3 separate regions of the Homo sapiens genome follow, and regions 2 and 3 are each linked to region 1. Evidence: read pairs that join two places in POLR2A ChIA-PET (ENCODE). Cell type or tissue: GM12878. All regions are shown on one strand. Links, peaks and the distances in the headings refer to the core of each region. The heading gives the core; the rest is flanking DNA. Region 1 has its middle 45 kb from the start of SPRY2. Region 2 has its middle 98 kb from the start of SPRY2. Region 3 has its middle 120 kb from the start of SPRY2.

Region 1 (10,288 bases), core at 1,330-9,329:
CCTGGCTCACTGCAACCTCAAACACCTGAGCTCAAGCAATCCTCCGACCTCAGCCTCTAGAGTTTCTGGGACTGCAGATGTGCACCACCATGCCTGGCTAATTTAAAAAAATTTTTTTGTAGAGACAGGGTCTCACTATGTTGCCCAGGCTGGGGTCTGAAATTCCTGGCCTCAAGTGATCCTCCTGCCTCAGCCTCTCAAAGTGCATTTGGATATTCTTATACTAATATGATTATTCTTACCCCCTCCTTCATCTACACCTATTTTTGCCTTATAATAAGGTTTTATAGATTTATTTAGCACAAGAATGAGCTGATGGTTAACTAGATAAAGTTATTCAACAAACCATTTTCCCTAGGTATTTCATCCTGAGGAGGCTTTAACTCCATCTTCCAGTACGCTTTAACTCCATCTTCCAATATGCTTTAACTCCATCTTCCAATACACTTGATCGTCAATATCAGATCATGAAACTTATTTACATGAGGTAGTTTAGTCTTACCAACAATGCCAGTATTACATCTTTTTGTGTTGTGACCATGGTATAATTCAATTTCATAAAAAAGCAAGAATTTCAAAGGTATTTGCTCTTCCTTTCCCACAGAATCTACTCTTGCTCACACAAGGGCAAATGTCAGTACAATTAGACAGGACAGTTATTTCTGTAAATTAATTGGGAACAAAGCCAGTCAGCCCATCTTATCTCTCAGGTTTGTACTGAGGCTGAGTTCCATTGTGTGTTATTACACAGCAGGGCCCACCTCACACCTATGGGGAGGACACAGTAATATTTACAAGACCTCCTATCCTTATTAACTGTCTCGTGGGATATATTTTAATATCAACCAGTTACAGATGTGAGAACAGTCCTATTTGTGTAAATTACAAGTGTCCCCAGAGAACTTCCACATGTTTGGGGAGCCATAGGACTCACACAGGTGTGCCCCTGGAACCTCAGCAGCTAGAATAGAAGGCCATCGCCTCATGCCCACTTCAGTTTTCATTTGAATTAGTCATGAGGCTACGTTGGGTTCCAGCACAGACCCATTTCCAACATTGGATTTTAGCAGTGTCCAGTGTTATTTATTGAGTCTGCCTAACCCACTTTGCTAATGCCTCATTATCTTCCCAGGCTGATCCCCTTTGCCTTCTTCCCAAAAGAGCATTCCTTCTCTTCTAGTTAATACATCTTTTTCCTTTGAATGCTACTCCTCATTAAAGAGCAAACACAACTCATCTTAGTATACCTAGCTTGGCATCTATCTACCCTGTAGCCCGTTTCTGTCTTGTGGGCCAGTGTTGTTTAAGCCACCATTAAACTATTAGTTACTATCGTGCACTAATAACACCAGTGCACTTAGAATACGTTTTGCATCCAGAAATGTTGGATCCCTCATACTAGGCTTAGATGAGCAATCACACGCAGATGTAATTTAGTTTGAGTGTACTATGAGGCCTCCCAGGATTTCCTTGTCTCAGTTTGGGGCCATTCTTTAGGGGTAATTTGGATCTACCAAGTGATGCCCCCTACTTTAATTCCATCAGAAAAACACATTGTTTTTTCCCTTCTTTTCTTTTCTTTCTTTTCTTTTTTTTTTTTTTTTGAGACAGAGTCTAGCTCTGTCACCCGGGCTGGAGTACAGTGGCACCATCTCAGCTCACTGCAACCTCCGCCTCCTGGGTTCAAGCAATTCTCCTGCCTCAGCCTCCTGAGTAGCTGGGATTACAGGCGCCCACCACCATGCCTAGCTAATTTTTGTATTTTTAGTAGAGTGGAGAAAAAAAAGAATATGAAATAGCCTTATGGGACAATTTAATTGTGTATTTAGTTTCACCATGTTGGCCAGGCTGGTCTCAAACTCCCGACCTCAGATGATCTGCCCACCTCAGCCTCCCAAAGTGCTGGGATTACAGGCGTGAGCCACCATACCCGGCCCCCCCTTATTTTCTCTAATAGGTTTCCATCCATAAAAACAAGGTTGATACATAATTGTGCATGGAACATTGTGGGATATTGGCCATGCTGCATTATATTTCAAAGCCCATTATAATAACCAGGGCATTTCTAAGCATTGGATCATCAAGGTTTATAGTTACACAGTGATTACTGTGTTTGGAGCTGCATATTACATGGTTTGAAGTCCTAGCAGAAAGCAGTTCTCAGAAATTTCTTCCCAAATGATATCTTTTGTAGTAGATGTCATATTTTCTTTCATCCACAGGCCTTAATGCAGCAGCTGTCCAAACAGGATGCCATCCATTCATCTTGGATCTGCCATACTTAAACTAAGTGGCTCTTTGTTGAATTGACAGCTGTGCATAGGGCACTGTCTATGTGGCAATAGATTCTGGCCGCTTCTCAGGTGGTTCCAAAGTCAGTCCTGAGCTGAATCCAGCAGCACACCAGCCACCATAGGACACTGTGGGTAAAGGGGAGACCTGGGCATGGTGGTTCCTATCCTGGTTGTGGTGTTGGTCACGTTGTGCATCGCTGAGCCTCAGACCCACCTCATTCTGACAAAGGGCAGCAAGTCTGGTGATAAAGATGATGCAGAGCTAAAACAAAGAGTTTTTCTAAAATGTTGACATATCCATCAAATATATGCTGAGGGCAGAGACAAGCAGATTCTACTACATCACTGATTTTAAATATATATATATATATAAAAGAATTGAAATTTTTTCATTTGTTCAGAGGGTTTCCAATGAGGAATTAATGCTTTTGTAAAGATTTCCTCTTTCTGCATGTTGAAATTGCTAATTTAGGCTGGGTACAGTGGCTCATGCCTGTAATCCCAGTACTCTGGGAGGACTAGGTGGGAGGATCACTTGAGCTCAGGAGTTGGAAACCAACCTGAGCAACGTAGTGAGACTCCATCTCCACAAAAACTAAAAATAAAAAATTAGCCAGGAATGTTGGTACAATGCCTGCAGTTCCAGCTACCTGATAGGCTGAGGTGGGAGGATCACTTGAGCCCAGGAAGTCAAGGATGGAGTGATCTGTGATCATGCCACTGAACTCTAGCCTAGGTGACAGAGCAAGACCTTGTCTCAAAAAAGGAAAAAGAAATTTCTTATTTAATAATACTTTTTAATGGATACACTTTAAGATTAATTCAAGGCTGGGCGCGGTGGCTCACACCTGTAATCCCAGCACTTTGGGAGGCTGAGGTGGGTGGATCACAAGGTCAGGAGATCAAGACCATCCTGGCTAACACGGTGAAACCCTGTCTCTACTAAAAAATAAAAATAAAAAAAAATTAGCCGGGCATGGTGGCGGGCGCCTGTAGTCCCAGCTGCTCGGGAGGTTGAGGCAGGAGAATGGCGTGAACCCAGGAGGCGGAGCTTGCAGTGAGCTGAGATCATGTCACTGCACTCCAGCCTGGGCAACAGAGCGAGACTCCGTCTCAAAAAAAAAAAAAATTAATTCAAATATTACATTCTCTGTGAAGTGTTGCTTAATTCTTTAGGCTGAGTTATTTGCTCCCTCTAAATGTTTCTTTTCTTCTGCTGATTTTTTTTTCTCCCATTATATGACTTTATTCAAGCACTCATTCATTCATTTAGTAAATACTGAAAATCTGCTAAGTGTTGGTTAAATGTATTAGATGCATATTTATAATTATTTGTTTTCATATCTATTTCTTCCATTAGACTACGCAATTCAAACTCCAAGAACAGGACTTGTGCTATCCTCTCTTGCGTTTACATTGCCTATAGCATTGCCTAGCATGTAGTAAATGCATAATGAATGACTGTTAAATGAATGACAGATTGACAATATATTGGAAAGCTAAACACCTAGTTTCTGAATAAAACAATCACCATTTATAGAAACTTTTTGAATACACCAAATCTTTTGATAGCAGAAATAGCTCTATATCTATATTCATTTAATGGAATCAGATGTCACAAAAATACGAATTCTGCTCTGTTCATATAGGTGGATACGTAATTAAAAAAAAGGAAACAAACCTGAAAATGTTGTGCCTCTGTACCAAAAGCAATAATATTAAAATATATTGAGCCTTTACTATGTGCTAGAGGTATTGGAACTCTTTAAATGCATTAACTGAGTTAATCCTCATAACAACCCTTCTATTTAAGACGTAAAAAATTGAGGTGCAGAAAGTTTAAATAACTTGCTGAATGTCCCACTTACTAAGTGAAGGATCCCAGATTTAAGGCCAGGCAGTGTATCTCCTGTTTGCATTCTTAACTACTATGCTGTACTATAAAGTATTAGACTAATAAAGTATGTTCAATTTTTTCACATGCTTAGGAACTCAGCTCCAATGCCTGTCCTTATTGTAGCACCCGAAGTCTTAGCTTAGCACTAAGCCTTGGGGTGTGCTAAGCTAAGCCCTGTGATGCTTGGCTCACAGACCAAGAGTGTGCCAAAGACATCAGGCATGCTGTAGACATCTCTCTCCTGTTTATTTTGTATCCCTATTTCTAGTCCTGCGCATTGATATGGTCTCCTGTGCCTAAAGAAAATACTTGAAGATTTAATATAAGTTATCCTGATTTGGTTAATATAAAAAGCTCTATAGAAATCATACCTCAAGCCTAGGGGAGAAAAGGAATTGCATTAATGAGCCTTGAGCCCAACAATGGCCTCAAGATAACTCATCCCACGTGAATGGGTAGGAGATCCAGTGGTGTTTACCATGAGAACTGTGGTTAGTTTGCTAGGGCTGTCATGGCAAAATACCACAGATTGGGTGACTTAAATAACAGAAATTTATTTCTTACAATTGTGGAGCCTGGAAGTCCAAGATCAAGGTGGTTTTTTTTCTAAGGTCCCTCTCCTGATGGCCTCATTTTAACTTAATTACCCCTTTGAAGACCATATCACCAAATGCAGTCATATTCTGAAGTCTTTTTTATGTAACATAAAGTATAAAACTCCAACATACTGTGTACTGACGTACAAGAGGTTAGGGCTTCAACATGTGGATTTTGGGGAATAGGATTCTTTCTCTAAGGGACTAATTTTTCTTTGTTCCTCACTTAGAACACCCAAGCAGTAATAGACTTGGACCGCGGGATTTTCTTTTGAAAGGCAGGATGGAGCACAAACTCTGAAGTTAGACTGCTACCGGTGTAAATCCCGACTTGATCACTTACTCCATTTTTTGCTTTGTGCTCTCTGGCACTCAGTTTCCCCATTTGTAAAATCTGTGTAATATCTTCGAGAAAATGAGATAATCTGTGTAAAATTTGGTGACATAATCTGTGTAAAATGACTGTGGCAACAATGAAGGCAGTAAGGTTAGTTCCATTTCTCTCTGTTCAAGGAGTAGGTAAAGGTTTCTGTTAGAATCTTGGGAAGACGTCCTTTGCTTGCTCCTCTAGTGAGAATTCAGTATTTTCCCAAGGGAAAGAAAACTCCGAGTATACTTGAGAGTAGTTGAAATACAACTTTTAGGTATACCATGGATTACTTAGGCTTTTGTGGGTTGGACTGGGGACTAATAATTACGTAGAGCCCTTTATATGGGGAAATGATACTCAGTTTGGGAATAAGAAATAAGGTGTCAGGAGCTAAAGAAGGGGACAAAAAGATGTGTTGGATGGGAAATCAAGGACCCAACTACATGGTTGCTGAATAAACTAATAAAGAAAAGCTATCACTAAGATGAAGCAAACATAGAGGTGTTTCAGGGGCAGCTATAGCTCAGTGGTTTTCAAAGGAAACCACATGTGGGGCCACAAGACATCTCTCAGCTTGAACCTATTGGTGGAGCTCAGGCTTATGATATATTGTTAAGATGAACTGAGCAATACTCACTTGCAATTAGAATCCTATACAATTTGTTAGAGTAAGACCAGGAAGAGTAAGACTGGATAGTGGTCTGCCATTTGAGGGCACCTAATAAGCATTTTCTGTGCATAATTACTGCTCACACACTTTGCCCTTTTATCTCATCATAGAAATAGACTGAATAAGGTATAATTTATAGTTTATCACCATATTTCTTTGGCTTTCAGATCACTTCTAGAAAACATTTCTGATTATATGTATTTGTATGTGTGCATATGTATTATGATAACTATCATAATGGTTTACAGTGGAGCTGCATGAAAAAAAAATAAAGGAATAAAGTTAAGTAGAAAATGCCAACATACTGCATACTGGTAATTTTCCACTACTTAAGAGAAAATGTCACTTTTCTCCCAAACAATCCAATTCTTACTCTTATCACCAATGTACATAACATGATTGCTATTGCATATCTGCTATGTAAACATTGCTTTAATATTTTTCATTACTTTTGTCCAAATGACCCTGAGTAAATGTAATATCTGGCACAAGGTGCTGGAGTTGTGGCACTGTTTGAAAGCCAGTGGCTTTGTTGTATAACTTGAAACCCTCAGAACTTTGGCACAGCTAGAGGTTTTTTTAATTTTTTATTGGAAATTTCATTTTTATTATCCATGAAGCTCTATTGTCTAGTAATCAAACACTAAAGGCTAAATGAAACCAAATAATTGATATAATTTTAACTCTCTAATGGGGTAATAATTTTAAAGATGCTATACACATGAATTGCACCCAGTAGTTGGCAAAGTGTTACCATTTACACACACACACACACACAACCCTTTTCAGTAGAAATAAAATTCATTTTTACAAGAAGCTTACTTTCTAAAAAAGAAGGAATGTAATCTCCTCATTATCTTTCTGTGAATGCCTTCATATTGACTAATGTTAACATTTGCAGAGAATTTTTTAAATCTCTAAATCACAGTTGTATTATTGTTCAATGCAGACAATCTATCTGCTCTCTTCCTACTGAATCAGGCATCTTTCAAGAATGTTTAGATTTCTATGTTATACTGCTTAGAACCAAAGTACACAATATTTTTTTCATTATAGTGAGAAATTAAGTAGCAACTGTTCTGACACAATATTTAACAATCCATTTAAAAATAACTTTTATTTACTCTCCATGTCAAAAATGAAATGAGTGTATACATGTTGAATGACCCTTTCTATGCTTACAAAGTATTTTATTATAATTTTTTTCTGAATAATTTTTAAAGTAAAAACTTAATAGATGGTTAAAAGAAACCTCTCAAATGTTAATCCATAATGCTCACAATAAAATCATTAATTCTCTTAAAAATAAAAAAAATACGCTAACATTATAAACAAGGTGGATATGAATTTTCGTCATTGAAAAGCTAAAGCTGAATTAACAACACATTGGAAATAATTGACATTTATTTTTTATCATCATCATTATCATCATCACCACAGCCACAATCACTGCAGAATTTATTATTCTGGATTTTGTCAAAAGCAGCTGTACAACAGAAGCTTTTTCCCTATAAAAGTATTCTGAAATCCTCATAAAATCCAAAGTAGTTCAGTTTTTTTCCTCATGGAGGAAAATCTGTTTATCAAAAATTTAATTAGATAAACTGAGGAAGAATTTGAATGAAAAACAATGAATAAGCTATTGTTGTAGAGCTAGACTATGATGTGAATGCAGAGTTCTAGTTCCTGGCTTCTAGATTTGACTTTGCCACTTGAAAGTTGTTTGATCTTAGGTAAATCATTTAACCCTCCCACTATCATTGCCTAGGGTCTTGGTTTCCACATCTGTAAAATGGAGCCTCAATACCTTATCCTGCTTACTGCACACTTACTACACTTTTAAGATCAAATGAGATCATGCAAGTGAAATGCTGTCGGTATTTCCAAGTGTTATGCAAATGTAGTGGTCGTTATTATTTTTTGAGTAAAGGAGGAAAGCTTGGTGGATGGACTTGCTCAGAATACCTGAGTCCAAGTTTCTGTTCTTTCACTTACTAGCTAGGTGGACTTGAGAATATTGGTGGAGCTTTTTCTAAACTGCTAAAAAGGACATAAAAATGCCAACTGCACATATAGAATATATAAAATCTTTATGAAATTCAAGGTAGTCCAGTTTTCTTCCTGGATAGAGGCAAAATTGTCTGTCATAATTTTATTGAAATGAGGTTTTTCTATAAAGCAAAAAAAGAATTCGAGTAAGAGGTAATAATGCACAAGCTAAAGAATGTGTTTTCAAACCTGTTAAACTCATTGCAATACTTAAATCCACCTGCTGACGGCCCCTGAATTTTTTTATAGGATGAACTAGTGGAACGATCAGGCTTAAAACAGCAGCTGGATAACCTGTTACCTGAGAGTCAGCAAATATCCATGGTCCTCATCAAGCAGTGCCACAGAGAGAGCCCAGTAGAGGTTAACTGGAAGGTCACCAACTAACTCCCGCGTGTTGCTACTTGAACCCTTTGTTGAAAGTCAGGCAGAGCGGTCTAGGATTTCTTTGAATGAAATAATCAAATCTAGCCCATTAAGAGATGACTTAGAAAACAATGAACATGTACGTGAAAATCTTGAACTTTTTTTTTACCTAAAGCAGACTTTAAGAAATCAAATAGAAATGACTTCTGTGAAATAGAATAGGCAGTTGTTAATATAACCATATAGCAGCCTCAACATAGCAGCTTCTAACTCTAATGATTAGTAAGTTCTTGCTAATATCTCTCATATAGATTTTTATATTAGTAAGTCATTGCTAATGCTGCTTTTTATATGGCACAATTCAAAAGGACTGTGTGCCAGAAATATTTAATAAGCCCCATTCATTTGCATGGCTTTAAGCAGAGTTATGAAACCTCCACTATTTTCCTGGTTGTTCAATTTTCCTCAGAAAGTGGCTCTCATTGCTCTCCAGTTCTGTAATCTTTCTACCTCAGCTCTTTAAATTAACTTTGTGCCAGCAACCAGTCTATTTGGCTTTTGGGATGTTTTAATAAATGTTGTGCAGTTTAGCAATAGAAAGCAGGCAAAGAGTCAGAAGACCTTCCACCAGATAGCCTTTTATGGTTATGAAAATACTACAGCTTTCCACACTCTTGCCTATTTTCTCTCTCTGTTCTATTTCTGATAAAAATTACTAAAGTGAGGGAAGAATTGCAAAGGACCCAAAAGATTCAAAAGAAGCCCTGTCCCTGAAGGTCAGTGCAACAGAGAAGGAGAGATGTCTGGGTTGGTAGTCATAGAAAACTTCTCTACTTGCTTTTCATAATTAAGTCAATGCAGTGTGCTTGGTACACTTGCAAGGTGTCCATGGAAGGAGCATCCATCGGAGGCTCTGAATAACTTGTTCTGACAGATTAAAAAAAAAAGGTAACATGATCACAGATCAACAGTTGTAGTGGCCAGAGAATAACAAATACTTTTCATTTTTGAGTGTATTGAGCCCTCCCAAGAAGAGAGGGTAGAACAAACAATCAATGCCAGTGCCACATAGCATTGATACTTCTGACCAGAAAAGATATTTCCCAATCAGTCACTGGTTGAGAAAATTTTGTTCAGTAATTAATGTTGCACAACAACCATTGCCCCATCTTATGATAATAGCACTTTAACTTTGAGGGAACTTTTTTCTATCACCTGAGTCAGTTCATATGGATTGAGTGGGTTGATGCTTCTTTGGAATGTGGGGGTATATTTAACTGAATCCTAGCAAACCAGGGCTTTTTATTCCCCTGGCTAAGGAATTTGTATTCCCTTGGCTAAGGAATTTGTATTCCCCTGGCTAAGAAATATGCATACAAAGTAAGCCAGACTAATGAGACCAATTCCAGGATATTCTCTAGAACCATTGGAAAAGAGAAGCTCTTTTTGCTGGAGTTGCTAAGCTGGTAGAATGTAAACCAAGCACTGCTGGAATTCATCATATAGAGAGAAACTGTATAAGACTGAAGTTATCTCAGAGGAAAACAAAGCAAGAGATAGAAACAGTAACTTGAATCCTGAGCACCTGGATTCAGAAGTGCCTGAAGTGTAATTGATCTAGATTTTGCAATTATGTGAGAGAATAAATTCTCTTCCATTTTTTGCTTGTCAGTTTTTCAGACAGCTTTAGTGTATGATTTACATTTAAGAAACAGTCCAACTGATTTTCAAAGTGATGTATAATTTTATATTCCCACTAGCCTTGTATGAGAGTTTCAATTGTTCCACATCCTTGTCAACACTTAGTATTGTCTGCCTACTTAATTTTAGTCAATTGAATAGGTGTATGGTGGTGTCTCTTTGTGGTTTGAATTTTCATTTCTCTAATGACTATTGGATGTCTTTTCATGTGCTTATTGGTCATGTGTATATCTTTGTGGGTGAGGAGTGTGTTCAAATCTTTTGTTCATTTCTTTATCGGATTGCTTTCTTATTATTGAGTTTTAAGAGTTTTTTTTTGTATTCTAGATACAAGTTCTTTAATAG
Region 2 (10,288 bases), core at 787-8,786, 53 kb after region 1:
TGAGACTCAAGCTAGATGATTGAGGCTTATATATCAATCTGAGCTACAGAGAGGAATAGAGGTTTGGGGTATCCTGGGAAATAATGGAGACACATTATGGAAGGGTGAAGAAAAAAGCCCAATTCAGATGAGATGGCCAAGAAAAGCACCTTAAACAAATGTAAGGTTTCTCTATTTGATTAAGAGTCTGTAGGGATTTAGTCATCCTTTTCTTTCTGGTGCAGAGGAGACACACTTACAAATGAAGATTTCCCTTATAGATACAGATTTCTCTTACAAAAGGGTAACTTTCCTGAGCTTCTGTATCTGCAGTTTGTGAGAATAACCAGCTTAAAGTAATCAATATGCCAAAGAGGCATATATTTTTTATTTTTATATACTTTAAGTTATGAGATACATGTGCAGAACATGCAGGTTTGTTACATAGGTATACACATGCCATGGTGGTTTGCTGCACCCATCAACCTGTCATCTACATTAGGTATTTCTCCTAATGCTATCCCTCCCCTTACCCCCTACCCCCACCCCGACAGGCCCCAGTGTGTGATGTTCTCCTCCCTGTGTCTATGCATTCTCATCGTTCAGCTCCCACTTATGAGTGAGAACACGTGGTGTTTGGTTTTCTGTTCCTGTGTTAGTTTGCTGAGAATGATTTCCAGCTTCATCCTTGTCCCTGCAAAGGACAAGAACTCATCCAAATAGGCGTATTTTAGGGGTGTATACTCTGGCCTCCTACCATCATATTTGGGATGGCATGTTCTGAACCCCATCAGTACCTACTCTATCAACTATTTCATCACGTGCTCCTACCAGTCATACACTTGATCTAATGCTTGTTTTATGTGACCCCACCATAAAAGGAAAAAATCAATTCTATTCTGTAATGAGATGAACTACTGGTACATAAGGTTACAAAGTACTTGCAAATGAAAAATAAAATTCTAAGGCCTCCCAACCATGTGAATGGACTCCATTGTCTTGGCCAGGGCACTCCAAAGTTAACCTGAAAGACTAGTTCAGGCCATGACAGAAAGTAGGGGTTAGACATGCCTCATTATGCTCTCCTCTCCTTTGGAATTTAAGGAAAGCTGACCATCATTTAATATCAAGACAGACCTTAAGTCTGAAAAGAAACATGTATAATCTATTCTCTCTGAAGCCTGCTACCTGGAGGCTTCATTTGCCTGATAAAACTTTGGTCTCCACAACCTCTTGTCATATCCCAGACATTTCTTTATATTGATGGCAACTCTTTCAACCAAATTGCCAATCAGAAAATTTTTAAATCTACCTATAACCTGGAAGCACCTGCTTTGAATTGTTCTGACTTTCTGGACCGAACCAATGTACATCTTAAATGTATTTGACTGATGTCTCATGTCTCCCTAAAATGTATAAAACCAAGTTGTGACCCATCCACCTTGGGCACATGTCATCAGGATCTCCTGAGATTGTGTCATGGTTGTCACCTTAACCTTGGCAAAATAAACTTTCTAAATTGATTGAGACCTGTCTTAGATACTTTTGGTTTCACATACTGAAACTTTGAGCTGGAAGCCATATTCTTTAAAGGATACATGTATTAAAGCAGGCTTTATTTGTTTGGCTGCTTCAAAGACATAGAAAGGAAATCAAACACAAATGTGGTCAGGTTAAAAAGAATGGGAAGATCTTCTTGCATTCTCTCCTATAGGAAGTTGGAAGAGGACCACACTAATCTTGTTCTCATCACTAGGCTTATTCACAAGTAATACGAAGGCAAGGATAACCCTTTGTCAACCAAAAGAGATAAGGAGACTATCTTAACATTACGTTATTGAATTGACTATGAAATAGGATGCAGATAATTATTAGTGATTTTCCCCACTTCTATTATAACCTGCATTCAATTGCTGCAACTATAAAATATCAGCTAACTTTGCTGTGACTCATAGAAGAGAAGGAATCATAAGCTTATAAAAATTATCTTCTATCTTTATTCTGTTGGATCTCTTCTTTCCTTCTTAAGTTACATTTTGAAGAATTATGCTAAAATGTTTGGTCATTTTGTGTTTCTTTGAAATATCTAATTCTTAGGTTTTCCTGATTTAAAAAATTAGAGAAAACAGAATACAACTTAAAATGTCAATGTTTGTAACAGAGGTATCAATATTATTAGTATACCCTGTTCTCATGATAAAATATTTACTTTTCTGTAAAATGAACTCAAGCATTTCTTTAACCAGAACTTTGAGCTGCCTGCTTATGAGAACTGCAACATATGGTTTTCCTCTTCCACTTTTTAATATTTTGGTCTCCAGTGAATCCACATACAAAAGCTTCCTTCCTCTAGCTGGAGTCCACAAATGAAAGGCTTTTCTTCTTCTGATTGTAGATTAGCCTGCCAAGAAACAAACATGAGCTGGAGAACATCACTTTAATTTATTGATGGGATACAGATGACACGGAAGTCTGTCCTCTTCTAGGCTTTTGGGAACACTTTAGGCTGACCCAGCACAGCTGAGTTCATACGGCAAAGACAGCTTTTGCCAAAAACCAAAGCCAATAGTCATTGCAAACCTCTGAACCAAAACATTCCTTAAGTGCTTGAATTTCCCTATAATTTGTGTAGGTTCCCTTTTTGTCAATGAAGCTAGCAGTGGATAACTAGCTCAGCGCAATCAGACAAAACAACTGTACCATTCATTCAGTAATTAGATGATAGCTGTACTGCATACTTTATGGTTTCCGTTCTTCATTCTTTCTTTTCAAGACCTTGGAGACAAACTGGGATGTTTGGCAAAGCAGAAGTTCTTGTTGAAAAATATCCTGTCTTTACTTCAGGGTTGCTAGTAAGTCCTATTCTCAGAGGCAAAACATTAGCTGCACACAGCAGGAGAGGATCAGCCAAGTTTAAAAAAGTTTGGTTCTTATTTATATTACCTTTTGCCTCACTTTACAGTTCTGCCTTACTCAACACTGAAGAAGGTTTCTAGTCTTATATCTAACAGGATGTAATGAATTTGATACATGAGCTAAATGCTTACAGTCGATCTTACATAAATTTTAAAATTTTCAGATATAAAAGTTTTATGAGAAGTGAAGTACAAACAGAAAGATAGAATAATTAAATGGAGAGGAAGTCTGTGTGATTAGAGTTAATCTGCTTTGAAGAGCACATGGCAGATTAAATTACTGCTTGGGCTAAGAATGGTGAGCTAATGCTTTTTCTTTTTTGCAAACTGTTTTTGTTTCTGAAACCACTAGAAGTAAAAGGGAGGGAAACTTTCTACAAGAAAACTGTAATACACTCTTAGATTTTGTTGCCATTACTGCCTTTAAGAAGTAAAGGTATCACATTCATGAAGTTGATGCTGCCTGCTGCCTGCACTGAAGATTATCTGGTCCTATTAGTCAGGGGGCTTGGTTGCAAGTGACATAGCTTAAGCTAGTTGAAGGAAAAGAACAATGGTTTTGGCTTTTCTATCTAAACCAGGAAGGGCAGGAGTAGAGCTGTCTTTAGGAATATCTCAAATCAGCGATCTAGGTCCTCATCAGAACTTTTTCCTTCCCTTCTCATCACTGCTGCTGCTTTGGCTCGACCTCCTGGGGCCATCTGGAACCATAGCTAGAAATGTGGCTAATGAAATATTTAGCCTCAATTACAGCTCTGAGATCAAAGATTTGAAAATTTGAAACTCTTCTCAAATTCCAGATGACCCAGGACAGTACTATGATTTGCCTGGCTTGAAGATATGTCCCTTCTCTTGAATCTGCCACTTTGGACACTGAGATGAGACATAACTGGCCCAGCCTAGGTTGCAAACCCATCCCTGACTTTGATGCCAAGGGCTCGGGACATGTATCCAGAACAAGGAAAGGAGGACAGAGCAAACAAAAATAAGAATCATTAGAAATTTCTCACTGTTCCTTAGGTTATCCCCTCAAAAATAGTATTTGATATTTAGAAATGTGTTGGGATTCTTCTCTGAAAATATGGTATGACTGAATATACCAAGTAGATTTTACTTGTAATATTGGAAGGCAGGAGGTAGTCAGCTGAAAAGGAAATGGTGTTTGTAGTCCTTGATTTGATATATGAGCACAAGAAAAATTGTATAATTCGACTGAGGTTATGCTTCCCTTGTACTCTAAAGAAACATTTAAAACTTTTTTTTCTAAGTTTACTCGATGGGAAAGTAGTACCTGCAGTACTATTAAATACAATCTAATTTTTCTCATTATTGAAGTGTAAAACAAATTGGCTTGAAGGCCAGGTTAGCCATAGTGTTCAGCAGAGAAAGGGGTGCATAAAACTGTCACCTTGCTCCAGAGCAGGGGTTGTCAATTTTTTTCTATAAATGGTCGGGTAATATTTTTGGTTTTGCCAGGCATATAGTCTCTACTGCACCTATTCAAGTCTGGTCTTGAAATAGAAAAGCAGCCATATGTAAATGAATGTGTGTGGTTGTATTCCAATAAAACTTTATTTACAAATACAGAATGTGGGCATTGTCAACCCTGATATTTATAATATATGTCAAGGAGGTGTACAAAAATAAATACTAAATAAATTCTATGTATTAGCATTTAGAGGTATGCTTGAGTGACCTAAGAGTATAGTTTTAGAAATCGCTTGATCTGGCTGGGTGCAGTGGCTCACGCCTGTAATCCCAGTACTTTGGGAGGCTGAGGTAGGTGGATCACAAGATGGGGAGATTGAGACCATCCTGGCTAACACGGTGAAACCCCGTCTCTACTAAGAATACAAAAAAATTAGCCGGGCATGGTAGCGGGTGTCTGTGGTCCCAGCTACTTGGGACACTGAGACAGGAGAATGGCCTGAACCCGGGAGGCGGAGCTTGCAGTGAGCCGAGATCACGCCACTGCACTCCAGCCTGGGCGGCCAAGTGAGACTTCGTCTCAAAAAAAAAAAAAAAAAAAAAAAATAGCTTGATCAGAAGATTGTCTATTAAATGTAGTAAATAGAAGTTTAAAAATGCTAATTCTTGGGTAAAAACGTAATCACAATTAAACTATTTCCATTATTGGGAAGTGCTTGTAGATGTGCTGCTTATTTTGTGTTAAAATATTTTTCAAGAATGAACATAACATTGATTGAAATTAAAATCCAATATAAACATTTGGAAATAAATGTGCTTTTTACAGTATGTGGGCATACCTAACTTTTTACTTCTGGGACAAATAGTTACTGGCAACATATATGGTGAGCAAATTTGTTCTTTTATTTGTAATGCTTGCAGTCATGTGGGTGTACCATTATTATTTGACATTTGAAATATGTCTCAATTGAAACATGAAACTTTTTCATGAACTGAAAAACTTGGAACTCCTTCAAGCAGAGGATTATTTTTACAAAATAACATTCAATATTTCCATTATATCTGTTTATTTTTAGGCATTAGGTAGCTATAAAAAATCACTTTGGGGCCAATTTTGATGTACTTCTTAAATATAATTGTACCAAATAAGAAAATATATTTTTCATATTTCATGCACTCTCAGATGCACTTTTTTTTTTTTTTTTTTTTTTACATTTTAAGCTCTTTGAAGTCAGGATTCTTCTAATGATGGAAAACAACTTACAAATTGCTGTCTGCTAGGTTGCAGTAATGAAACAGTTGTAATTACCTGCATGAAATTAGTCTGAAAACTCTCCTTTGGAACTTTAGTGTGAGATTCAGAAAGTCAACACGAATATTTATGGTATGAGGAACCGGGTCATGGAAGAAAATTCTCCAGACCGTGGGGGAGTATTCTTTTAAGGAAAGTGCATGACACCGACATTGATTTTGCAAAGGAGAGTTGTGTGTGGAAAGTCATAGACACTGGTGATGCTCAATCAAACTTTGATTTAGAAGAGCAGGCTTTAAATGCAAAGAACTTTGGAAATGCCTTTACTCATTTATTTTGCTACTATATTCATTTTACGTATACACAAAAGTAATATACAATAAAAATCTATCTAAAGAAGTCTAAAATAACTCTTCTAACAAGTATAATCACTGTAAGTGATAAAGCATTCTGTCATAGTTTAATTGGAAGCATTTTTCTTAGTGGTATATAGGAAAATGGGGCTTCCTACAATCAATTATGTATTTGATGCAATGACATAAAGCAATATATACATATATTTAAATATTAATAAATGCCAACTTTACTTCCTATACTTGCAGTGACAACAACAATAATAATCACATAACTGCTCTTATTAAATAAAATCCAACTTGTTAACTAAAAAAGCATAACCACTGCAGCATCCATTTATTCATACATATCTCACTGACTCTTCCAAAACACAGCTTGAAAAGATCCAGCATGAATGCTTAATTTCAGTACACTGAATTTAAGACCAAATACACACTGTATAAGTACCAAGGCTAAATTGTGATCATCATTACATTAGATTCTATATCTTTGCTATTATGAATAGTGCTGCAACAAATGTGGGGGTACAGGTATCTTTTTGATATATTGACTTTTTTCCCTTTGGATAAATACCCACTAGTGGGATTGCTGGATCATGTGGTAGTTCTATTTTTAGTTTTTTGAGAAATCTCCACACCATTTTCCATAATGATAGTAATTTACATTCCCACCAAAGTGTTTAAGAGTTCCCCGCTTTTTTTCACATCCTCACCAGCATCTGTTATTTTTTGTTTTTTTGATAATAGCCATCCTAGCTGGGCTGAGATGATGTCACATTGTGGTTTTGATTTTAAGTTCTCTGATCATTAGTTTAAGCATTTTTTCATATACTTGTTGGCTGTTTGTATGTCATCTTTTGAGAATTGTCTACTGGGATTATTTGTTGGTTTTCCTGTTGAGTTGAGTTCCTTGTATATTCTAGACACTAGTGGCTTCTCAGATAAATAGTTTACAAATATTTGTCTCTATTCAACAGGTTGTCTCTTCACTGTGTTCATTGTTTTCTTTGCTGTGCAGGAAGGTTTTAGTTTAATTTAGTATCATTTGTCTATTTTTTTATTGTTGCCTGTTCTTTTGAAGTCATATACATGAAACCTTTGCCTAGACTAATTCTTAAAGTGTTTTCCCTAAGCTTCCTTCTGGTAGTTATATAGTTTCAGGTCTTACATTTAAGTCTTTAACCTATTTTGGGCTGATTTTTGTATGTGGAAAGAGATAGGGGTCCAGTTTCTTTCCTCTGCCTACAAATATCCAATTTTCGCAGCATCATTTCTGGACAAGAATATCCTTTCTCCAATGTATGTTCTTGAGACCTTTGTCAAAATCAATTGTCTGTAAATATGTGGATTTATTTCTGGATTCTCTATTCTGTTGCATTGGTCCATGTGTCTGTTTTTGTGCTGGTACCCTGGTGTTTTGATTACTATAGCTTTCTAATATATTTTGAAGTAAGGCAGTATGATGCCTCCAGTTTTGTTCTTTTTGCTTAGGATTGCTTTGGGTATTTGGGGTCTTTGTTGGTTCCATATGAATTTTAGGATAGTTTTTTCTATTTCTGTGAAAAATGACATTAATATTTTGATAACGATTAAATTGAATCTGTAGATTGCTTTGAGCAATATGATAATTGTAACAGTATTCTGATCCATAAGCATAGAATATCTTTCCATTTGTTTGTGTCCTCTTCAATTTCTTTCATCAGTGTTTTGTAGTTTTCTTTTTAGTGGTCTTTCACTTTAGTGAAATTTATTCCTAGTATTTTACTTTATTTGTAGCTACTGTAAATGAGATTGCCTTCTTGGTTTCTTTCTTAGTTCATTATTGGTGTATAGAAAATGCTACTGCATTTTGTATGTTGATTTTGTATCCTACAACTTTACTGAATTTAGCTTTCAGATCTTAGAGTCTTTAGGTGGAGTCTCTAGGTTTCTCTAGATAGAAGATTACATCATCTGCAAAGGGGGACAATTTTACTTCCTCTTTTCCAATTTGTATGCTTTTTATGTATTTGTCTTGCCTATTGTTCTGGCTAGGACTTTCAGTACTATGTTGAACAGATCTGGTAAAATTGGGCAGCTTTGTTGTGTTCCAGCTCTTAGAAGAAAGGCTTTCAACATTTCCCTGTTCAGTATTATGATAACATTACATTAGTCATATATAGCCTTTATTATGTGGACATGTTTTCCTTCTATGCCTAGCCTGTTGAGAATTTTTATGAAGGGTGGTTGAATTTTATCAAATGTTTCTTCTGTGTGTATTGAGATGATCATATGATTTTTGTTCTTCATTCTGTTGATATGATGTATCACATTTATTGATTTGTGTATACTGAACCATCTCTACATCCCTGAGATAAATCCCACTTGACCATGGTGTGTTATCTTTTTGATGCACCATTGGATTGGATTTGCTAGTATTGTAAGGATTTTTGGATCTATGTTCCTCAGTGACATTGACCTGTAACTTTCTTCTTTTGCATCCTTGTCAAGTTTTGGTTTTGAAGTAATGCTGTCATCATAGAATGAGTTAGAAAGAATTCCTTCTGCTTCAATCTTTTGAAATAGTTTGAAGATAATTGGTGTTAGTTCTTCTTTGTAAGTTTAGTAGAATTTGGCAGTGTGTAAACTGGACTGGGCTATTCTTTGTTAGGAAATTTCTATTGCTGATTCAATCTCATTGCTCATTATTGGTCTGTTCATGCTTTCTATTTCTTTCTGAATCAATCTTGGTAGGTTGTATGTGTCCAAAAATTTACACATTTCCTTTGGATTTTCCAGTTTTTCAAGTATATAGTTGTTTTTGTCTCTGATCTTTTGTATTTTTGTGGTATCAGTTATAACATTTTCTTTTTCTTTCCCAATTTTGTTTATTTGGGTCTTCTTTTCTCTCTCATCCCTTTTTTATTAGTCTAGCTAGTGGTTTATCAATTTTATTTCTTTTCAAAAAACTTTTCATTTTATCAATCTTTTATATTGCCTTTGCATCTCTATTTCATCTATTTCTGCTCTGATCTTTACTACTTCCTTCCATCTACTAATTTTAGTTGGCTTATGCTTGCTTTTGTCTTATTTTTTTAAATGAAGTTACTTAACCAAAAAATGTGTGATCAAGTCTGCTGTAGGTGAGAGCCAATGTGCTTATTTATGTAAAATCATTATCCATTAATTCTTTCATGTTACCCAGATTAACTTTTTATATGGAATACAGCCCAGTTTCATGTTCTTATTTCGTAATACTTTTGAAAATATTTAAAATACAGTCCAGGTTTCTCTTGTCACTAAGTTAAAAAAAAAATTCTACCTTGGAGTGATAACTTCTTCCTCCCCCTTCTCTTCCTCTTTTCTTCCTCCTCCTCCTTTCTTCTTTTTCTCCTCCTTCTCTCTTTTCATACACACACACATACAAACACCAATACACACACGTACATATTTATCAATAATTGGGTAGATAACATATAAATATTGGGAGCTTTTCAAATAATTTCAGTGGGAAAAATCTCTCATTTCAGTTGATATTACTGATATTTTAATATTATCAGTGATATCCTGAATAATCATGTGAATCTTTGAGGTGGATTTGCCTTTCTTATGAGCCTCTTAACATTTCTCTGTGCTTGTTTTTTCTAGGATCTTAGAAGCAGTGAGGAATTCTTATTCATCTTCACCCTAGTTGTAACTGATATTGTAGGTCGACTCTCAATTTCCATTCCAAACTCCTTCTCCCTTGACTTCTTTACAAATTTTAATGAGGGGGAAAAACACTAGAGATTACACCTCTTGTAAGTCAGACTGACCATCTGACAAATTTCTGAGCTGAGATTTTGATAAAAAAATTATCAGGGAGCACTGCCCTCCTTCCCTTGCCAGGTAAAAAGGCAAAGCCAGGTAAAGAAGAAGATTTTACCATCACCTTGCAAACTTTTTTCTTTTTTGGGATGCACAGAAGTTTAGTAGTCTTCTTGTGTACCTGAGGATGCCTCATGTGCTAGAAAATGGTAAAGTAACGTAGAAGCATGCTCTTCTAGAGCAGCAGGATGATTCTTATTTGAAGGATATCACCCCATCCTTTAGTCATTGTTTGTTGTGTTTTCTGTTGTTTGCAACCACACCGAACCCTAACTTAGTAGTCTTACTCTCACCTCTTCCTGTTTTCTCTGAGATTGTGCTGTAATTTCTTCACCTCCTACATCTGAGGAGCTGCCAGCCAGTATGACTGATGCCTTCCTATCCTCACATCTCACTTAATGGACACAATGCCCATAAAACAGTGGAGTGACAGGGGTTATGATAGGGCAAATGTGACCTTATTTCACCATCATCTGATGTCTTTCATGTGTCTATTTTTAAATGTCTTGTCTAGA
Region 3 (10,288 bases), core at 1,162-9,161, 71 kb after region 1:
GTCTAGAGGAACACACTGGAATTAAGCAAAGTAGTGACAAAGACACCCAGAGGCACAGAGACTTGAGATAGCAGCATAGAAAAAAAAGCGAAGTACCCAGCCAAGATCAACTTGGAGCTAAGATGGACCTCCCCACTACAGGGGAAAGGTAAGCAAAGAACATTCCACATTCCCACCACAGATGCCTTCTGCCCTAGCAATAGGAGAGCCCCACGGACCTTGCAGGCCATGAGCCAAGTATAGGAGTTGTCTGGAGTCCACATGACTGCCTTAGTCAAGAGAGGGAATTTACAGTGTTACCCTCCACCCTCTGGGACCCAGGCCACCAGAGCATTTTGTCTTTTTGAGAGTTGGGTGATCAACAGAGTGCATCCTGCTCTGGGACCCAATAGCTCCTAATTGCCACATCCCTGGGGCCCTACCAACATCCTGTCACATTCATCTAGAGGCTGCAACATTGCAACACCAGCTGGACCCAACTGTGCAGCCATCATCCTGGTACCTGAACCCGTGTGGTATCCTGTACCCTGGGGAACAGGTGGTCCAATAATGTAGGGAGGCTGCCCCCAGGACCAAGGGAACTGACATGCATTGCTGTCTAGAACCTGAGAGCAATTTGCCTGGGGCCCACCACCACCAAAAGTAACACTACCCATACCCACAGTGGAGCCGGCATCCTTCTGGGGCCTAAAAACCAGCTTGCTTGAGACTTGCTGCCTCCTTAGCAGCCCTGCCCTCTTCAGTGGCAGAGCACCTCTGTGCTCACATGCACCTCAGAGGCCTGAGGACCAGCTAGCCTGTGGCTTGCCACCACTATCACCACAGGTAACCCTACTCCCTCCAGTGGTAGAGCAGCTATATACCCACATGTGCCCCTCAGGGGTATGAGGAGCAACCTATTTGGGGATTGCTGCTGCCAGCAACCTCATCATTTTCAGAAGTGGAGCAGCCACACACCCACATGTGTTCCCCATGGGTCATGGAACTGGCCTGCCCAGGGCCTACCATTGTCACTGGTGGCCCCACCTTCTCTAGTGGCAGAGCAGCTGTGTACCTGTGCATGTTCCCCAGGGACTTGAGGACCAGCCTGCCCAGGATCCATTACTGCTACCAACAATCGTGCTTTCTCCAGCAGTGGAGTCACCTGGCACACAAATATACCACCGCAGTGGCCTGAGGATTGGTTTACCTGGGGCTTGCCTCTGTCACTGCCAGTGACTCTGCTCCTTCCAGAATACACATTCTTCTTATCACCATAAACATTCTCCAGGATAGACCACATGTTAGGCCACAAAACTAGTCTCAACAACTTTTAAAAAATCAAAACTATATCAAGTACCTATTCTATGTATTCAGACCACAGTGGAATAAAACTAGAAACCAATGACAAGAGGAACACTGAAAACTGTGTAAATCTATGGAAATTAAACAACATGCTTCTGAATGACAAGCCAATGAAAATAAGAAAATAAAAAGTCTTGAAACAAAGGAAAATAGCAACACAACATCCCCAAACCTAGGGAATATGGCAAAAGTGGTGTTAAGAGGGAAGTGTATAGCAATAAACACCTACATCATAAATGTAGAAAGATTTCAAATAGCCAACCTAATGATGTACCTCAAGAAGAAAAGAACAAACCAAACCCCAATTACTAGAAGGAAAGAAATAAAGATCAGAGCAGAACTAACCAAAACAAACTAAAAACATAAAAAGATGAGCAAAATGAAAAGAAAAAACAATATCCCAACAAACCATTAGCTAAACTAAGAATAAAAAAGAATACCCAAATAAAATCAGAAATAATAAAGGAGGTATTACAGCTGATACCACAGAAATAGAAAGGATCATGAGAATCTATTATGAACAACTATACACTGAAAAATTGGAAAACCTAGAGTAAATGAATAAATTTCGGGACACATACAACCTACCAAGATTGAGTCACAAAGAAATAGAAAACCTGAACAACCAATAACAAGTAATATGATTGAACCAGTAATAGAAGTTCTTTCAACAAAGAAAAGCTCAGCACTGGATAGCTTCCTTGATGAATACTACCAAACTCATTAAAAAGTATTAACAATAATTCTTAAACTATTCCAAAACATTGAAGAGGAAGAAATTCTTCCTAGCTCATTCTATCAGGCCAGCATTACTCTGATACCAAAAGCATAAAACAACAAAAACCAGCAACAACAAAAGAAACCGTAAAGCCAAGCCAGTATCACTGATAAACACGGATGCAAAAATCCTCAACAAAATACTCCCACACCAAATCCAATAGCACATCAAAAAGATTATATATCACAATCAAGTGGGAGTTTTACTAGGAATGCAAGGATGTTTTGACATGTGCAAATCAATAAATAAGATGCATCACATCAACAGAATAAAGGACAAAAACCATATGATCACCTCAATAGATGCAGAAAAACATTTCAGAAAAGCATTTCATAAAATTCAACATCCCTTCATGATGAAAACTCTTAAAAATTATACAGAAAGAACATACCTTAACACAAAAAGGCAAAATATAACAAGACCACACCATATTGAACAAAGAAAAGCTGAAAACTTGTCTTCCAAGAACTGGAATGAGACAAAGATGGCCACTTTCACCACTCTTATTTCACATAGTACTGGAAATCCTAGCCAGAGCAATTAGGCAACAGAAAGAAATAAAGGACATTCAAATTGAAAAAAGAGGAAGTCAAATTGTTCCTTTTTTCAGATGATGTAATGTTATATATAGAAAAGCCTAAAAACTTCATCAAAATACGGTTAGAGAAATGGAAATCCAAACCACAAACCACAATGACATACCATCTCACACTAGTCAGGATGGCTGTTTTTAAAAAGTCAAAAGATAACAGGTGCTGGCAAGGCTGTGGAGCAAAAGGAACACTTTTATACACTGTTGGTGGGAGTGTAAATTAGTTCACCCATTGTGGAAGACAGTGTGGCAATACTTCAAAGACCTAAAGACAGACCATTTGACCCAGCAATCCTATTAGTAGGTATGTAACTGAAGGAATGTAAATTGTTCTATTATGAAGACACATGAACACGTATGTTCACTGCAGCACTATTTACAATAGCAAAGACATGGAATCAACCTAAATACCCATCAATGATAGACTGGATAAAGAAAATGTGTACATATGCAACATGGATTACTATGCAGCCAGAAAAAGATTATGTCCTTTGCAGGGACATGAATGGAGCTGGAGGCCATTATCCTTAGAAAACTAATGTGGGAACAGAAAACCAAATACTGCATGTTCTCACTTATAAGTGGGAGCTAAATAATGAGAACACACCAATGCATAGAGGGGAACAACACACACTGGGGCCATTGAAGTGTGGAGGGTGGGAGGAGAGAGACGGTCAGGAAAAAGAACTAATGGATACTAGGTTTAATACCTGGGTTATGAAATTACAACAAACCTCCATGACACATGTTTACCTATGTAACAAAACTGCACATCCTGCACATGTACCCCTGAACTTAAAAAGAACAACACATTATAAAACTGGAAAAAAAAAAAAACAACCCTCTTAGAAATGGCAAACAAATTCAGCAAAGTTGCAGGTCACAAAATCAACATACAAAAATCAGTAGTGTTTTGGCTGGGCACGGTGGCTTACACTTGTAATCCCAGTACTTTGGGAGGCCGAGGCGGGTGGATCACCTGAGGTCAGGAGTTTGAGACCAGCCTGGCCAACATGGCGAAACCTCGTCTCTACTAAAAATACAAAAATTAGCCCAGCACAGCAGCAGGTGCCTGTAAATCCCAGCTACTTGGGAGGCGGAGGCAGGAGAATCGCTTGAACCCGGGAGGCAGAGACTGCAGTGAGCTGGGATGGTGCCAATGCACTCCAGCCTGGGTTACAGAGCCACATTCCATCTCAAAAAAAAAAAATCAGTATTTCTGTACAGTAACAATGAGCTAGATTTAAAAAATCCATCTCATTTACGATAGCTACCAGAAAAATAGATAACTTGGAATAAATTTCACCAAGGAAGTAGAAGACTTCTACAAAAAATACTACTAAATACTGATACAAGAAATCTAAGACAACACAAAAATTGGAAAGACATTTTATGTTTATGGATTATAAGAATTAATATTGTTAAAATAACCATTCTATTTAAAGGATCTACAGATTCAGTGCAATTTCTATCAATATATCAAAGACATTTTTCACGGAAATAGAAAAAGTCCTAAAATTCACATGAAACCAGAAAATACCCTGGATAGCTAAAGCAATCCCAAGCAGAAAGAGCAAAGCTAGAGGCATCACACTACCTGACTTCAAAATATACTTACAAAGCTATAGAAATCAAAATAGCATGGTAGTAGCATAAGAACAGACACATAGACCAATGAAACAGAATAGAGAGCTCAGAAACAAATCTGGTATTTACAGCCAACTGATCTTTGACAAAAGAACCAAGAACATTTATGGGGGAAAGCACAGCCTCTTCAATAAATGCTGCTAGGAAAACTGGATATTCATACACATAAGAATGAAACTTGACCTCTGTCTGTCACCACATACAAAAATGAACTCAATATGGATGAAAGACTTAAATGTAAGACCTGAAACTATAAAACTATTAGAAGAGCTGAGCACAGAGGCTCATGCTTGTCATCCCAGCACTTTGAAAGGCCAAGGTGGGAAGACTGTTTGAGGCCAAGAGATTGAGACCAACCTGGTCAACATAGCAAGACCCCATCTCTACAATTTTTTTTTTTTTAATTAGCTGGGTGTGGTGGTGCACATTTGTAGTCATAGCTATTCAGGAGGCTGAGGTGGGAGGATTGCTTGAGTCTAGGAATTCAAGACTACAGTGAGCTATGTTTACACCACTGTACTTCAGCCTGGGTGACAGAGTGAGATCCCATCTCAACCCCCTTCCCCACCCCCCGCAAAGAAAACTACTGGAAGAAAACATAGAAGAAATTCTTCACGACCTTATTCTGAGTAAAGATTTAGCTGGGCATGGTGACTCACACCTGTAATACCAGCACTTTGGGAGGCCGAGGTGGGCAGATCACCTGAGGTCAGGAGTTTGAGACCAGCCTGGCCAACATGGTGAAACCCCGTCTCTATTAAAAATACAAAAATTAGCCAGGCGTGGTGGCAGGCGCCTGTAATCCCAGCTACTCAGGAGGCTGAGGCAGGAGAATCACTTGAACCTGGGAGGTTTCAGTGAGTGGAGATCATGCCATTGCACTTCAGCCTGGGGGACAAGAGCGAGACTTTGTCGCAAAAAAAAAAAAAAAAAAAAATATGAGTAAGACCAAAAGCACAGGCAACAAAAACAAAAGTAGCCAAAGACAAATAAGACTGTTTTAAACTAAAAAGCTTCTTAACAAAGGAAAAAACAGTGAAGATACAATGCGTAAAATGGGAGGAAATATTTGCAATCTATATATCTGATAACATCCAGAATATACAAGGGGCTTAAACAGCTCTACAACAATAATAAGAATAATCCTATTTAAAAATGGGCAAAGGATCTGAATAGACATTTTTCAAAAGAAGAGATACAAATGGCCAGCAGGTATATGAAGAAATGCTCAACATTACTAATCACCAGAGAAATGAAAATCAAACCACAATGAGATATCATCTCACCCCAGTTAGAGTGGCTATTATCAAAAAGACAAAAACATGAAAAATGCTGTTGAAGATGTAGAAAAAAAGAGGACTCTCATACATTGTTGGTTGGAATGTAAATTAGTACAGCCATTATGGAAAACAGTATGTTGTTTCCTCAAAAAACTGAAAATAGAAGTACAATATGATCCAGCAACCCCACTACTGGGTATTTATCCAAAAGATAGAAAATCAGCTTATTGAAGAGCTATCTGCACCCCCATGTTATTGCTGCACTTTCATAGTAGCCAAGATATGGAGTCAACCTAAGTGCCTATCAACAGGTGAATAGATGGAAGAAAATGTGATATATATATATATATATATATATGCACACACACACACACAAAGACATTGGAATATTATTCAGCCATAAAAAAAGAAAGGAATTCTATCATTTGTGACAACATGGATGAGCCTGGAGGACATTATGTTAAGTCAGGCAAGAGAGAGAAATACTCTCAGGCATGTTCTCATTCATAGGTAGATGTTAACAAAGTTGAACTGATAGAAGTAGAGAGTGGAATTGTGGCTATTTGAGGCTGGGAAGGGAGGGAGAGAGGATACAGAGAGGTTGATTAGTGGATAGAAAATCACAATTGATAGGAGAAATAAGTTGTAGTGTTATATAGCACTGTCAGGTGAGTAAAGCTAGAATAATTTAGTGGGTAGTTTTAAATATCTGGAACAGAGGATTTTTAATTTTCCCAACATACACAAAGAAACAATTTGAAATGATATGCTAATTATGCTAAAATTGGATCATAACACATTGTATACTTTGTCAAAGGTTTACTTCATACCCCACAAATATGTACAATTATTACATGTCAATTACAAATAAAATTAAGAAAAAAAAAAAAACCTGAGGAGTAACTGGTAAATCTCTTGTGGGTCAAGCAGATCCTAACTGAATGGCTAAAGCAGGGCTCTGCTTCTTTGGAACCCATAAACTCAGGGTTGTCCCAGGGAGAAAGTAGAGAAACTCTGTACTTAGAGATCTATATGGAAGTATTAGTGATAGGCAAGTCTCTTCATATTTTAGATATTGCCTAAAATGCAGAGGGATTTGCTATTCTTCAAACCTGGAAGACAGAGGTCTCCCGAAAAGAATGTGGGACTTAGATCTTTGATTAGAAACATAAGCAGATAATAATTATTTGAAATTGTTGCTCACAAAAAAGCTTCCAAAGACAAGAAATGATTTTTAAGTAGCACTACATGTCCAAGGAAATTATGTGGAGCAATTGAATTCAAACCATCTCCTCAAGAAAAAACTGTGGTCCAGAATGATGTGATTTATTTTCTAGGCCTCTCTTCCTAAGCTCATCTCTTAAATTACGGTATTTTTCAGATGTGTATCCTCGACCCACTGTTCTCATGCTGTGAACCCTTCCAGAGTGATCTCATTTCCTTTCATGATTTCAGTTCCTGATGACTTAAATTCTCTATCTTTATCCTTGACATTTCCCACAGATTCATCCATCTGTCTCCCATAGCATTATCTTAAAATCTCAGACTCAGCTTTTATAAAATAGTAATTAGTCCCACCACCACATCTCCTTCACCCCTGCCATCTGCCCAACTTCTTCATTATTATTATTTTCCTATCTTTATTGTGTTTAGAACTACTGACAACCACTTTACCCAGGCAAAAACCATCAACTGAGACTTTCTTCTCTTTATCCCAATATCCAATACATTTTTGTGAATTTTAACTCCTGACTATTTTTCAATCCTGCTTTCCTTTTTCTATCATGCTGCCCTTGTTTTAATTCAGGTCACTATTCTCTTTATTCTAAATTACTATAACTTCTTAACTGGTCTATGTCAATCAGAATTTGCATTGTAAGCAATAGAACATGATTTTGGTTAGCTCAAGCAGAAGAGAATGTTTCACCAGGTTTGGGAATACTTATAGAATCAACAAGATAGTTGGACAGCGAGACTCATAAGCTGTGACAGAACCAATGAAGTCTGGTTAGCTGGGGCCACAGCCATTGTGATTCATCAGAACCATCTGCTTAGGACACCACCACTAGCACCGGCACTGCTGAAAAATATCCCATTCCCACCTGTGGCTCTGCTGACACTTCACCCTCTGGACGGTGTTATTGGTGAGTGAAACAGCTAAATGTTCTTTCACCTTATTTACTACTCCAGATTCAAAGTCCTGAGTACTTGTATCAAATTGTCTGAACCTAAATTGTATGCTCATGCCTTAGGTACTAGAGGATGGGGAAGGAAAAAAATCTGTTCTCTTTCAATTACTTTGATGGAAAGTACAGCCTGCCTTCTCCAAGCTCTGCACAACAGGCCATTTTCTTTTAAGTTGGAAATACTGAAAAATTGGGCAATTAAAACAATAATAATAAAATGAAATGTCCAATAGGTGGTCTTTTCTTTCAGTCATTTTCCCTCTAATCATTTTTCTGCATAGAAACCAAGAAGAAATAAGGCAGAAGTAATTATCAGGAAGCTGCTGCAGAGACCCAGGCAAGAAATGATGTTCTCCTAAAGTAGAGTTGTGACAGAAGAGTCTGGAGAAATGGGCAGATCTGAGAGGGATCTAGGAACTAGAATTAATAGTGATTCAATCTATAGACGTGTGACCTGACAGGTACAGGGATATGAAGATTGGGGTTGACTTTTCTTCCTCAAGCAATTAAGAAATGAGAGACTCTTAGTTTTATATGTATGTAATTTCTGGGCTTGTGAAGGTGTTAGGTAAGTAGGTGGCTATATGATTTGGTGCTCAGAGGACAGAGCATTACTGGAGATGTGTCTATGTGAGACACTAACATACAGTTGATCATTAAAGTGGTAGGAGATGTTGAGATCACCCAGGGAAGGTACACAAAGTAATAATACCCAACTCCAATGAAGCTCAAACATAAAGGTTCAGTCCCCTCTCATGCCTCCTTGTGGCAGACATTCAGAGACATTTGGACCATGTCAGACGTCAATTCTTAAAGGATTAGCACTTGGTTTATTGCTCCTCTCGTGAACGTGAATCTTACCAAATTCTTGGTATCTTCAGTATGCTTCTGTTGAGTGTATTTCCATTACTCTGGTCACTCAAATTCTGAACCTCCTCATTTCCAAAGATCTTATTCTTCACTCCAGCTCAGCCACCCACTTTCCATGGCCAGATCCGAGACTACTGTTTTTTAATCACATTTTAGCAGATCATGAATCAATGAAGTTGTCACAAACAGCATTTCTTCTCAATGAAATGTAATAGAAAATATCGTCATGCTTAACATATGCTTAGATATAAGCTGGGTTATGTATTGATCGTATCTGATTGTACACAAGATTTATAACTGTTCACATTTGGAAAAGGCCAACTGAAAGCAAGATGGCAAGTTTGGATGGTATTATTTTGAATTTCTTAGTGAATTAAAAAAACACAATCTTCAGAAATGAGACAAGGACAAAAATGATGTCTTTGGGCAAAGGGGAATGAAGTTCAGTTCTCAGATATTATTTCTACTGCTCTCTCTTCTTCCTGCATGATTAGTTTTTCTTTTCTTTTCTTTTCTTTTCTTTTTTTTTTTTTTTCGAGTTTCACTCTTGTTGCCCAGGCTGGAGTGCAATGGCGTGATCTTGACTCATCACAATCTCCACCTCCTGGGTTCAAGCGATTCTCCTGCCTCAGCCTCCTGAGTAGCTGGGATTACAGGCATGTGCCACCATGCCTGGCTAATTTTGTATTTTTAGCAGAGATGGAGTTTCTTCGTGTTGGTCAGGCTGGTCTTGAACTCCTGACATCAGGCGATCTGCCTCAGCCTCCCAAAGTGTTGGGATTACAGGCGTGAGCCACTGCACCTGGCCTAGTTTTTCTTATCTACAAGATTATTCTCATCTACATACAAGATAGTATAATATCATCTGTCTGAAAAAGGAAATGCCCAAGTTACTCCACATCCTATTTCAATTTGCTTCATTTCTTTCTTTCTTTTTTTTTTTTTTTTTTTTCCTTCTGGGGCTCAGAAAACAGTATTTCAAAAGGAAGACCTCAGCAGCAGCCTCAGAGGCAAGTTTTTCTCGGACCTCCTTCTGCCTTCCTGTCTCTCAGTCCCATTCTCCCTGGAGGCTAGCTATAGAAACTAGAATCCCTCTTCCCCAAAGCAGGGCATAGAAATCAAAACTCTTTCTCCCCGAAGTTAGTTATAAAACATAAAAATATTTCTCTAATTTTCCCTCTGCCTTTCTGTGTAAAAACTTACCATAAATAATTGTCTGACCTACCTTGTTTGGAGTGTACATCATAAGACCCCCATTCCAGAGATAATCCTGCCCCATACTCTGAAGGAGGGAATACATGCTCAGAGAGGCCAAGAAGGATCTAGACACACAGGCCTTGCTGAATTTCCCCACTTGGTCTATTAGCATTAGGTCATACCCTCTCTGTGAAATCCTATTTCTACATGGCTGTCCATACTTTGCCAAACCTAAGCATAAAATAAACAATTTCCCATGTATCTTTGGGTCTTCATTCTAAAGGCTCTCACATGTACATGTCAAATAAGTTTGTGTGCCTTTTCTTCTATTAATCTGACTTTTCCAAGTTAATTTTTCATTGAATCTTTAGAGAGCCTCTACAGTTTCTATTTA

The links. ChIA-PET counts read pairs that join two places held together with the same protein. Peaks named below come from ENCODE experiments on the same cell type or tissue, not always from the same donor. Only the 100,000 strongest peaks of a DNase experiment are listed, where the experiment ranks them.
Region 2: POLR2A ChIA-PET joins it to region 1 with 16 read pairs; 2 of 35 experiments call an interaction of 5 or more read pairs at or near these places.
Region 3: POLR2A ChIA-PET joins it to region 1 with 12 read pairs; 2 of 35 experiments call an interaction of 5 or more read pairs at or near these places.

What each region holds. Positions count from the first base shown.
Region 1 is chr13:80,380,495-80,390,782 of GRCh38, forward strand. No RefSeq gene overlaps it. Among named protein-coding and RNA genes, the nearest start is that of SPRY2, 45 kb to the left of the region's middle. In GM12878, for the core only: no CTCF peak of the experiment used is centred there; a DNase peak (open chromatin) is centred at 5,657.
Region 2 is chr13:80,434,257-80,444,544 of GRCh38, forward strand. No RefSeq gene overlaps it. Among named protein-coding and RNA genes, the nearest start is that of SPRY2, 98 kb to the left of the region's middle. In GM12878, for the core only: no CTCF peak of the experiment used is centred there; no DNase peak of the experiment used is centred there.
Region 3 is chr13:80,451,671-80,461,958 of GRCh38, forward strand. No RefSeq gene overlaps it. Among named protein-coding and RNA genes, the nearest start is that of SPRY2, 120 kb to the left of the region's middle. RefSeq lists an enhancer at 4,815-4,984. In GM12878, for the core only: no CTCF peak of the experiment used is centred there; a DNase peak (open chromatin) is centred at 2,791.